2 separate regions of the Homo sapiens genome follow, and region 1 is linked to region 2. A link is an interaction called in ENCODE POLR2A ChIA-PET data of the cell type or tissue named here. Cell type or tissue: IMR-90. All regions are shown on one strand. Each heading gives the region's core, and the rest is flanking DNA. Links, peaks and the distances in the headings are about the cores only. Region 1 has its middle 39 kb from the start of SMURF2. Region 2 overlaps SMURF2 (SMAD specific E3 ubiquitin protein ligase 2).

Region 1 (5,384 bases), core at 185-5,184, 86 kb after region 2:
CCCAGCTTGTCTTTTGACTTAACTTATAATGGTTACTGCCATGAAGAAAATAGATTTTTATATCCATTTTTTATTTTATGGATTCTGAACTTAGTTTTATAGTTGGACAAAATTTTCATTTATGAAATAATAAAAAAAACTCTCCAATGGATTTTTCAAGTATTTCATAGTTTTTCTTTTTTTTTCACATCTAAATATTGGGTACATTTGGAATTCGTCCCAGTGAAAGATACGTATCCAATATTCCCCCCAGATGGCCACTCAGTTGTCTCCACACTGTTTTTTAAATTACCTATCAGTCCCATTGATTTATACCACCCTTATCATACATTAAATCCCACTGGCAACATTCAATGATAGCTTCTTTTAAAAAATGAACGAAACGTCCTAGGCGTAGGCACCCTATTTCACTCCCTTTCTCCACTACATTTATCAATCCATATCAGGAACACCTTAAATATTTGATAACAGAGCCCAACCATAGAATTTTGGTTGAAGTATATTCTTTTACATCTCCCTGATGGAGTACTATGCAACTTTTAAAACAAATATTATAAAGATTATGTTAAAACATGAGGGAAATACTTCTGATGAAAATGTCAAGTGAAAAAGAAAGAATATAAACTTTATGCAAACCAAGAATATGACCACACTGTGAAAAAATGCACAGAAAAGAATCCCATGAGCAAAATACCAGAAGGATGATAGCAAAGTTATTGGGATATGAGAGGAGAGATTTCCCCGATCTTTTTCCCTCCAAATCTTTTGTAAAGTGATGATATTGGCATAATTTTCAAATTTTCACTTTTTTTCTTTTTTGAGACAGAGTCTTGCTCTGTCACCCAGGCTGGAGTGCAGTGGCACGATCTCAGCTCACTGCAACCTCTGCCTCCCGAGTTCAAGTGATTCTCATGCCTCAGCCTCCCGAGTAGCTGGGACTACAGGTGCATGCCACCACACCTGGCTAATTTTTTGTATTTTTAGTAGAGACAGGTTTTCGCTGCATTAGTCAGGATGGTCTCGATCTCCTGACCCCGTGATTCACCAGCCTCGGCCTCCCAAAGTGCTGGGATTACAGGCGTGAGCCACTGCGCCTGGTCTATTTTCACTTTTTAATAACGGCATTTTGTCCGTGTGTGTTTTTCTCCTTTGCCTCAAGAGAATTCATGGAAATGATGGTAAAGAAATGAAAAGATGGCCTGGTGCAGTGGCTTATGCCTGTAATCCCAGCACTTTGGGAGGCTGAGGTGGGCGGATCACGAGGTCAGGAGTTTGAGACCAGCCTGGCCAATATGGTGAAAACCTGTCTACTAAAAATACACAAATTAGCTGGGCATGGTGGCATGTGCCTGTAGTCCGAGCTACTCAGGAGGCTGAGGCAGGAGAATCGCTTGAACCCGGGAGGCAGAGGTTGCAGTGAGCCAAGATGGCTCCACTGTACTCCAGCCTGGGTGACAGAGTGAGACTCTGTCCCAAAAATAAATAAATAAATAAATAAATAAATAAATAAATAAATAAAAAGATTACAAACTCACAAGTCCAAAAAAGAATAAAAGAGGAAGAGAAGATCTCATGGTTGGAAAATCCCAGCATGTTTGTGGGAGACAGCAAGCTGATGATAGAGTGGTAACAGACACCACAGAGATGTGAAGGAAGCAACCAGAAGGCCTGGGTGGGGCGTGAATAAAGTAAAACATGTCACCTGTGGATGGGACTCCAGACCCCTTCTGGGAGACATCGCTGACTCACGGTGTGTGCCCTTGGGCCAAGACACGGAGAAGTGCTCATGCCTCTTTTCTCCCAACTGAACAAGGGACACTGTGTTTAACATCTCTGGCTTCCACTTCGAGCTGTGGGGAGAGTTAATTGCTGTTTGAGAAAAGGTATATGAGCTGGTGGGATAAAAGACTTGACAGGAGGAGGGTTATTACCAGTCAAGTAACCCTTTTTTCCTCTTTCTTTCTCTCTCTCTCTCTCTCTCCTTCCTTCCTTCCTTCCTCTTCTTCTTTCCTTCCTTCCTTCTTTCTTTCTTTTTTTCTTTCTTTCCTTCTTTCTTTCTCTTTTTCTTTCTTTCTTTCTTTTTCAAGACGGAGTCTCGCTCTGTTGCCTAGACTGGAGTGCAGTGGCAAGATCTCGGCTCCCTGCAACCTCCACCTCCCAGGTTTAAGCAATTCTCCTTCCTTAGCCTCCTGAGTAGCCAGGATTACAGGCGCTCACCATCAAGCCTGGCTAATTTTTTCTATTTTTAGTAGAGATGGGGTTTCACCATGTTGGCCAGGCTCGTCTTGAACTCCTGATCTCAGGTGATCCACCCGCCTCGGCCTCCCAAAGTGCTGGGATTACAGGCATGAGCCACCTCACCCAGCCTAAGTAACCCTTTAAACCCTCTGATCCTCTCATGCTCACAGAGGACCAGCACTCAGGTGTATAGCTAGGCAGCTGCAGGTGCAGCCTGATGCACGCTTTGGCCAAATACTCATCCCTGTGAAAACAGAGTAGGGATGGCCAACTGCAAAGGCATGAATGGGTGTGAGGCTCCCAGTCAAGACACCAGCCCCCATGCTTTCCTGGGCAGCTACTTCCCCTAGAGCTAGTAACATGTCCTCCTTGGTCCTCCCATCCAGTAACCTTGTTCCTCTCCAGATCTGGAGCCCTGTCTTTTTTTTTTTTTTTTATTTTGGAGTCTCACTCTGTCGCCCAGGCTGAAGTGCAGTGGCATGATCTTGGCTCACTGCAAGCTCTGCCTTCCGGGTTCATGCCATTCTCCCGCCTCAGCCTCCTGAGTAACTGGGACTACAGGCGCCTGCCGCCACGCCCGGCTAATTTTGTTTTTGTGTTTTTAGTAGAGACGGGGTTTCACCGTGTTAGCCAGGATGGTCTCAGCTGGTCTCGATCTCCTGACCTCGTGATCCACCCACCTCGGCCTCCCAAAGTGCTGGGATTGCAGGTGTGAGCCACTGCGCCCGGCCAAGGAGCCCTGTCTTAAACTCTCACCTAGTGTCTCTTGTTGCCTTGTCTTGCTCCTAATCATCAAGACAAGTCCAGCTTCCACACCCTGGGAGCCCCAATGACCTAGAGTTTCTGCTCAGATTACAACAGTCTTGCCAAGATACAGGAATGTGGTAAAAATTTAGTTATCTCCAATAAATGGATGGTGTTGGCAGATGCATCTGCTCAGGAGGGACACACACACACACACACACACACACACACACACACACACACACACTCCATGACCTGGTGGGCTTGGATCCAGTCTCTTTTCTATGGCTGAGAAACCAGATGGGGCTAAAAATATTCATTCCTTTAATTGATTGTTTTTAAACCTTTCTTTGAGAGAATGAATTTCTAAGCCCAGGAATGTAGCTTTGAAGACCACAATAATCATTTATTTAAAATCCACTCTAGGCCAGGCGCAGTGGCTCACACCTGTAATCCCAACACTTTGAGAGGCCGAGGCAGGTGGATCACCTGAGATCAGGAGTTCCAGACCAGCCTGGCCAACATGGTGAAACCCCGTCTCTGCTAAAAATACAAAAAATTAGCCGGGCGTGGTGGCTGGGCCCTGTACTCCCAGCTACTCAGGAGGCTGAGGCAGGAGAATCGCTTAAACCCGGGAGGCAGAGGTTGCAGTGAGCCGAGATGATGCCACTACACTCCAGCCTGGGTGACAGAGCGAGACTCTGTCTCAAAAAAAAAAAAGGGAAGAAAATCCACTCTAGGCTGGGCACAGTGGTTCATGCCTATAATCCTAGCACGTTGGGAAGCTGAGGCGGTAGAATTGCCTGAGCTCATGAGTTCAAGACCAGCCTGGGCAACCAGTGAAACCCCATCTCTACCAAAATACAAAAAATTAGCTGGGTGTGGTGGCGCATACCTGTAGTCCCAGCTACTCAGGAGGCTGAGGCACGAGAATTGCTTGAACCCAGGAAGCAGAAGGTTGCAGTGAGCCGAGATTGCGCCACTGCACTCCAGCCTAGGCAACAGAGTGAGACTCTGTCTCCAAAAAAAGGAAAGAAAATCCACTCTATAAGTCAGAACCTGTCGCAGATCATATGAAAATATGAAGAAATATGATCCCCACCTCAGAGCTAGCTAGACTATTTATACTTCTCTTAAAGACCTAAGCATACTTTTCTCCATGAGAGAAGGAACCATCTCTGTATCTCTGTCTTATTTACTGCTTCGTATTTCTTTTCTTTTCTTTCTTCTTCTTTTTTTTTTTTTTCGAGATGGAGTCTCCCTCTGTCGCCCAGGCTGGAGTGCAAGTGGCACAATCTCGGCTCACTGCAGCTTCTGTCTCCTGGGTTCAAGCAATTCTCCTGCCTCAGCCTCCCATGTAGCTGGGACTACAGGTGTGTTCCACCACACTCGCCTAATTTTTGTATTTTTAGTAGAGACGGGGTTTCACCATGTTGGCCAGCTAGTCTCGAACACCTGACCTCAAGTACTCTGCCAGCCTTGGCCTCCCAAAGTGCTGGGATTACAGGCGTGAGTCACTGCGCCTGGCCTGCTGCTTCATATTTCATTTCATTCATTCAGGAAATATTTTATGAACATCTACCATGTGCCAGGCCACTGGGATAAAACAGTGAACAAAAACAAAATATCTATTCTCATGGACTTAGATTCTAGTGAGACAAATAGACAATAAATACACGAACAAATAAACCCATAACATGCAAAGTGATGATAAAGCCTTAGGAAAAATAAAGAAAGGCCCGTCAGCCATGTGAGTATGTAGCAAGAAGGCACCCTCTATGAAGCAGAGAACAAGCCCTTCCCAGATACCAAATCAGCTGATGCCTTGATTTTGGACTTTCCAGCCTCTAGAACTATGCACAATAAATTCTATTGTTTTTAAATTTTCTAGAAAAGAAAAATAAAGGAGGGTAAGGGAACAAGAGTGGCAGAGGACATTATTTCACATAGGTTAGTTGGGGAGACTTCTCTGATAAGGCTAAGTTTAAGCAGAGACTTGAATTAGGCAAGGGAGCAGTCTATGTGGATATCTGGGAGAAGATGGAGCTGTAAATGCAAGATCCTAGAGGAGGAAACAGCCAACAGTGTTCTGTCGGAGAACAGCAATGAGAAAAGGGTCGCAAGAATGGAGTGAACAAATGAGCCACACATGGTGGCACGTGCATGTGACCACAGCCACTTGGGAGGCTGAAGCATGAGAATCACTTGAACCTGGGAGGCAGAGGTTGCAGTTAGCCAAGGTTGTGCCACTGCACTCCAGCCTGAGCAACAGAGCGAGACTCTGCCTTAAAGAAATAAAACTAAATTAAAAAATACAGAATGGAGTGAACAAAGTTGGAATTCAACCAGAAATATGATTAGGGAGAGGGAGTGGTATTATCATGTGGAGCCTTTTAGACAAG
Region 2 (5,384 bases), core at 252-5,251:
TCACGTGCCATTCTCTCTGCCTGAAACATTCTTCCTAGGCTTCTTCACCTACTCATCTCCTGGTCTCAAAAGGGAAGGATGCCTTTTAGAACATGTTTCTCTCAAGCTTTCCCCGCTTGTATTTTCACAGAAGCTCATACTTTTATAAACACTTATCACATTTTACTGTTCTCGTTTAAGTTTGGAATGTTGCTTATAATTGCGGAGGTGGTAAACTCCATACAGCACGAATCATGCCTGCCTCATCTCTTCCTGCACCAAGCACACATTACGCCTGGCACTTGATAGGTACTCAATAAATATCTGTTGAATGAATGAAATAGACCCTAAAATAATCTAAATAACTTTTTATACTATATAACAATGGCCAATCCTCACATAATCATAATTTTGATTTAAGAAATCTTATTTTAGGCCAGGTACTGTGGCTCATGTCTGTAATTCCAGCACTTTGGGAGGCCAAGGCGGGCAGATCACTTGAGGCCAGGAGTTTGAGACCTGGGCAACATGGCAAAACCCCATCTCTACTAAAAATACAAAAAAAAAAAAAAATTAGCCAGGTGTGGTGGCACACACATGTAGTCTCAGCTACTCAGGAGGCTGAGGCATGAGAATCACTTGAGCCTGGAAGGCAGAGGTTGCAGTTAGCTGAGATCACACCACTGCACTCCAGCCTGAGCAACAGAGTGAGACACTGTCCCCCTCCCTCCACCCCTCAAAAAAATCTTATTTTTATCATTTCTCTTTACTTAAAACATACTTATCCGGTCGTGTTTAACCAATTCTTAAAAAAAAATCACAGAATGTTTAACATTCAGTTTCAAAGAACAATTGAAAAATCAAAAGAACAAAGAACTTTAAAATCAAGTTCAAAGCTTATGAGGAGAAATTACATTTTAGTAATCAAGAGATTAAGGAAAATAACATTAGTGTTCTAGAAGAAACAAGATTAACTTAAAACAAAGAAATAATATCAAGATTGGTCAGACCGCTATGCTTCATGCTGGATCTAAGCAGTTCCAGCCAGCTTTACTAAATTACTTTCTGCCCTGGAAGCAAAAACTCTGATTTGTAACTTTTAAAAGGAAGATTGTCAAAACATGACCTGAGAACTGGTAATGTTATTTATCTGTAAAAATAAATTGTTTTCACATCCTGGAGCCTTTACTGCACTGTTCTTTTTTCTTGGGAATGTACCTTGGGGACTAGAACCACAGCCCATTGCTCTTTTCATTCTCTGTTCTAATCACAGAAGATTGGTAAATGCTCAAAGAATCCATGAATTTCAATATGACAAACTCCTGATTATGTCACCACAGCAAATTCTCAACTAAGGAGGTATGTATCAGAATCCCCTGGAGAATGTATATACAATATTATAATTTTATATTAGGAGAAAATTAATCTATCATCTTTTGTAATAGAAACTATGGAAAGTAGAACTAAGATTAGGAATCATGGGACTAGGGAGGGGTGGCAGTGTGGGAGAAGTTTCATTTCTGCTTTCTAAATGTTTCTTAAAGAAAATAGGTAAAAATGTTGAGAAATGCTGGGCAGTAAGGGAGTAACAGGAGAGAAATCTTGTTAGGTGGGCGAGGCCAGAACAAAGGCTATGGGGTACAGACTTTTTCCTAGACCGCAGTCCCCAACCTTTTTGGCACCAGGGATTGGCTTCATGGAAGACAAGTTTTCCACGGACCAGTGTGTGTGTGTGTGTGTGTGTGTGTGTGTGTGTGTGTGTGTGTGTGTGTGTGTGTGTGTGTGTGTGTGTGGAGGGGGGGCAGAGGGGAGCAGGCAAGGGGGTTTTGGGAATGATTCAATCTCATTACATTTATTGTGCACTTATTTCTATTATTATTACATTGTAATATATAATAGAATAATTATACAACTCACCATAATGTAGAATCAGTGGGAGCCCTGAGCTTGTTTTCCTGCAACTAGACAGTCCCATCTGGGAGTGAAGAAAGACAGTGACAGATCATCAGGCATTAGATTCTTATAAGGAGGGGCAACCTAGATCCCTCGCATGCGCAGTTCACAGTAGGGTTAACACTCCTATGAGAATCTATTGCCGCTGCTGATCTGAGAGGAGGCTGAGCTCAGGTGGTAATACACGATGGGAAGTGGTTGTAAATACAGATGATGCTTCACTGGCTCATCTCCTGCTGTGCAGCCCATGGCCCAGGGTTGAGGACCCCTGGCCTAGACAGCAATCAGTATTTCAATATCTTTAATGTTTAGTAAGCTTATATATATGGAATTGAAATTATATATACAGAAAGGCACAAAAATCTGAAGTATCTGAATTAATTCAATTAATTTTCACCAATTTTTGTGTTAAAGCAAAACATTATACTGGACTACAGATATTTAGTAGGCACAAGTCAATTTTTATTAGTGCTAACTACAAATGTAGCATTACACCACCACAGTACCATGCTGCAGAATCCACCAGGGACAATGTCTCAAACAGCCCATATATTTGTACTAGATTAAGTCTGCTTATACTACTTCATCATGTTACTACCCTTCTCAAATTCCTTCAAAGCATTTCATTCTTAAGTCTACACTCCCAGAACCTAGCTTGTTCTAGCTATTGTACTCACTCCTTTTTCAGACAGATGGTTTGAAATGATTAGCAGAGATGATCAAAATGAACTGACATCAGCCATATTGGATAAAGCCTCTGCATTTCACACAGATGCAGGTGTGATCATCTTGAGATACTTAGGGAGAAAGGAATACTCCTACATCATTCACTCTCTCATTCAACATTTCCTGAACACTCACTTTGTGCCAAGTGCTATGACAGTTTCTGCAGATACAAAGAAAAATAAGACATAGTCCTTTGCTCTCAGAGCTCACAGGTCAGGTATAATTCAAATACCATGTCATAAATGCCTTTTATTGTTGTTTTCTCAAGATACGGTTTTAAACTTTATGGAAATCTTATACTTCATTTGAGGCAGCGATTAGAGAAAACCATTTGCAGAAGTACAGATGGCAGTAAATACTACCATTTTCATTTAGGTCAATAATTTATTTTTCTGGTAGGAAAGGAGTTATCTATATGCAACAAACCAGGTAATAGTATCAGAGTAAATCGCAGCTGTAGAAAGAGAATGCTATGCTTGTTCTTACTGAGTTGTTTTCATAATGAATGGCTATCTACGCTTAATGTGAATAAAGCTCCCAACTACTTAGTATATCCTTGCCAAAAATTCCCCTTCCTCCTCCAGATTGGAGTTGCATTCCAATTACACTGCTGATTGGAATGAGACTGCTTGAGAGAAAAAAAAAATACTCAGACATCCCATCTTCCTTCACCCCACAAAAAGATTTTATAATACTGTCCCTGCAACTCAAAAGTAGCATAAATGCTTTTGAACACAGATTTCTCTGCATGTGCTTTAAACTTATGTTATCATTGTAAAATAAAACCGAAATTCAGGATAACATTCCTATACAAATTCCAGCAGGTGGCCCAGTGCTTCAGAAGTATCAACTGATGTACACCATTCCTGACCAGTGGCACATGACAGCAATTTACATCTTTCTGCTCTGAGAAACAGCCTCTATCTCAACCCCTAAACATGAAATGAAAATGAAATTTAAATGCTACAGAAAACTTCTACACAATTTTTTATGTGTTTTAGTTATTGTTGCTTGAAACAAGAGTATTACACAGATTCACATTCAAGGTGTTATTACAAAATGTTAAAATAAGCAAATATATCACATATAATTCTATATGCATAAAAATGATCAGTTAAGTAAATGATAGCAAACAGCAAGTTGAAATATTACACAGCCATTAAAGATTATGTAAATGTATTTATTTATTGATGGATAAGAAAATAATTTCCTTTTTTTTTTGACAGTCTCGCTCTGTTGCCCAGGCTGGAGTGCAATGGCGCGATCTCAGCTCACTGCAATCTCTGCCTCCCAGGTTCAAGTGATTCTCATGCCTCAGCCTCTCGAGTAGCTGGGATTACAGGCATGCGCCACCACACTCGGCTAATTGCTGTATTTTTAGTAGAGACAGGGTTTCCCCATGTTGGCCAGGCTGGTCTCAAATTCCTGACCTCAAGTGATCCACCTGCCTCGACCTCCCAAAGTGCTGGGATTACAGGCGTCAGCCACCACACCCGGCTTAGAAAATATTTTCTTAATATGCTATTAAAAGTCCTTTTACATGTAGTACATTTAATAAAATATATTTTTAGTAAAGAATATAAACATATTGGATAACATTTATCAAATATTTACTATGTGCAAGTGTACACCAACCACCCTGTGAAATAAGTAGTAGTACTACCGTCATTTTAGAGATGAGGAAACTGAGATTCAGGCATAGAGACTTACCAGTGATTTTGCTTTTAAGAGCTAGAGTTGGCTGGGCACGGTGGCTCTGCCTGCAATCCCAGCACTTTGGGAGGCTGAGGTGGGCGGATCATGAGGTCAGGAGTTTGAGACCAGCCTGGCCAACATAGTGAAACCCTGTCTCTTCTAAAAATACAAAAAATCAGCCATGTGTGGTGGCAGGTGCCTGTATACAGTCTCTGCTACTCAGGAGGCTAAGGCAGAAAAATCCACTTGAACCCAGGAGGCGGAGGTTACAGTGAGCTGAGATCGCGCCACTGTACTCCAGCCCAGACGACAGTGCGAGACTCTGTCTCAAAAAAAAAAAAAAAAGAACTAGAGCTGAGATTCCAACTCAAGTAGATTAATTCTAGAACCCAAACTCAACTACCATATAGAGTGAAACATACTCTCTCAGGCTAGTACTTCCTTTTAAAGAATCTTACTCTAGGCTGGCACAGTGGCTCATGCCTGTAATCCCAACAGTTTGAGACGTCTAGGCGGGCTGATGGTTTGAGCCTAGGAGTTCGAGACCAGTCTGGGCAACAGGGCAAAACCCCATCTCTACAAAAATATACAAAAAAAGAAAAAAAAATAGCCCGGCATGGTGGTGTGTGCCTGTAGTCCCAGCTACTCAGGAGGCTAAGGTGGAAGAATCACCTGAGCCTGCAGTAAGCCATGTTCACACCACTGCACTCTAGCCTGGGCAACAGAATGAGACCTTGTCTAAAAAAAAAAAAAAAAAAAAAAAAAAAAAATCTTAGTCCAGTTAAAGCAATTATTGGTGACACAGGTTCACAAAACGGTTAATTGAAAACTAGGTTACAGAAGGGTGCTCTGCAAAAGATTCAGAATTCTCCTCTTTCAACAGATATAGTAATTTACCTCAACAATCATATTAGCCCTGCTTTTAAGTAAATATCTTGTCATTTAATGAAGGAATTTTAGGCAATTCATTTCATTCATGCTGCAAAACAAACTAGGCCCTTAAGTTTAACTTAATATATTCAGTACCTGGC

Evidence for each region. Peaks named below come from ENCODE experiments on the same cell type or tissue, not always from the same donor. Only the 100,000 strongest peaks of a DNase experiment are listed, where the experiment ranks them.
Region 1: POLR2A ChIA-PET joins it to region 2 with 11 read pairs; 3 of 35 experiments call an interaction of 5 or more read pairs at or near these places.

Annotation. Positions count from the first base shown.
Region 1 is chr17:64,698,231-64,703,614 of GRCh38, forward strand. No RefSeq gene overlaps it. Among named protein-coding and RNA genes, the nearest start is that of SMURF2, 39 kb to the left of the region's middle. In IMR-90, for the core only: no CTCF peak of the experiment used is centred there; a DNase peak (open chromatin) is centred at 671; H3K27ac peaks cover 1,574 bases.
Region 2 is chr17:64,611,973-64,617,356 of GRCh38, forward strand. All of the region lies in intron 1 of SMURF2 (SMAD specific E3 ubiquitin protein ligase 2), which reads right to left. Among named protein-coding and RNA genes, the nearest start is that of SMURF2, 48 kb to the right of the region's middle. In IMR-90, for the core only: no CTCF peak of the experiment used is centred there; a DNase peak (open chromatin) is centred at 3,239; H3K27ac peaks cover 655 bases.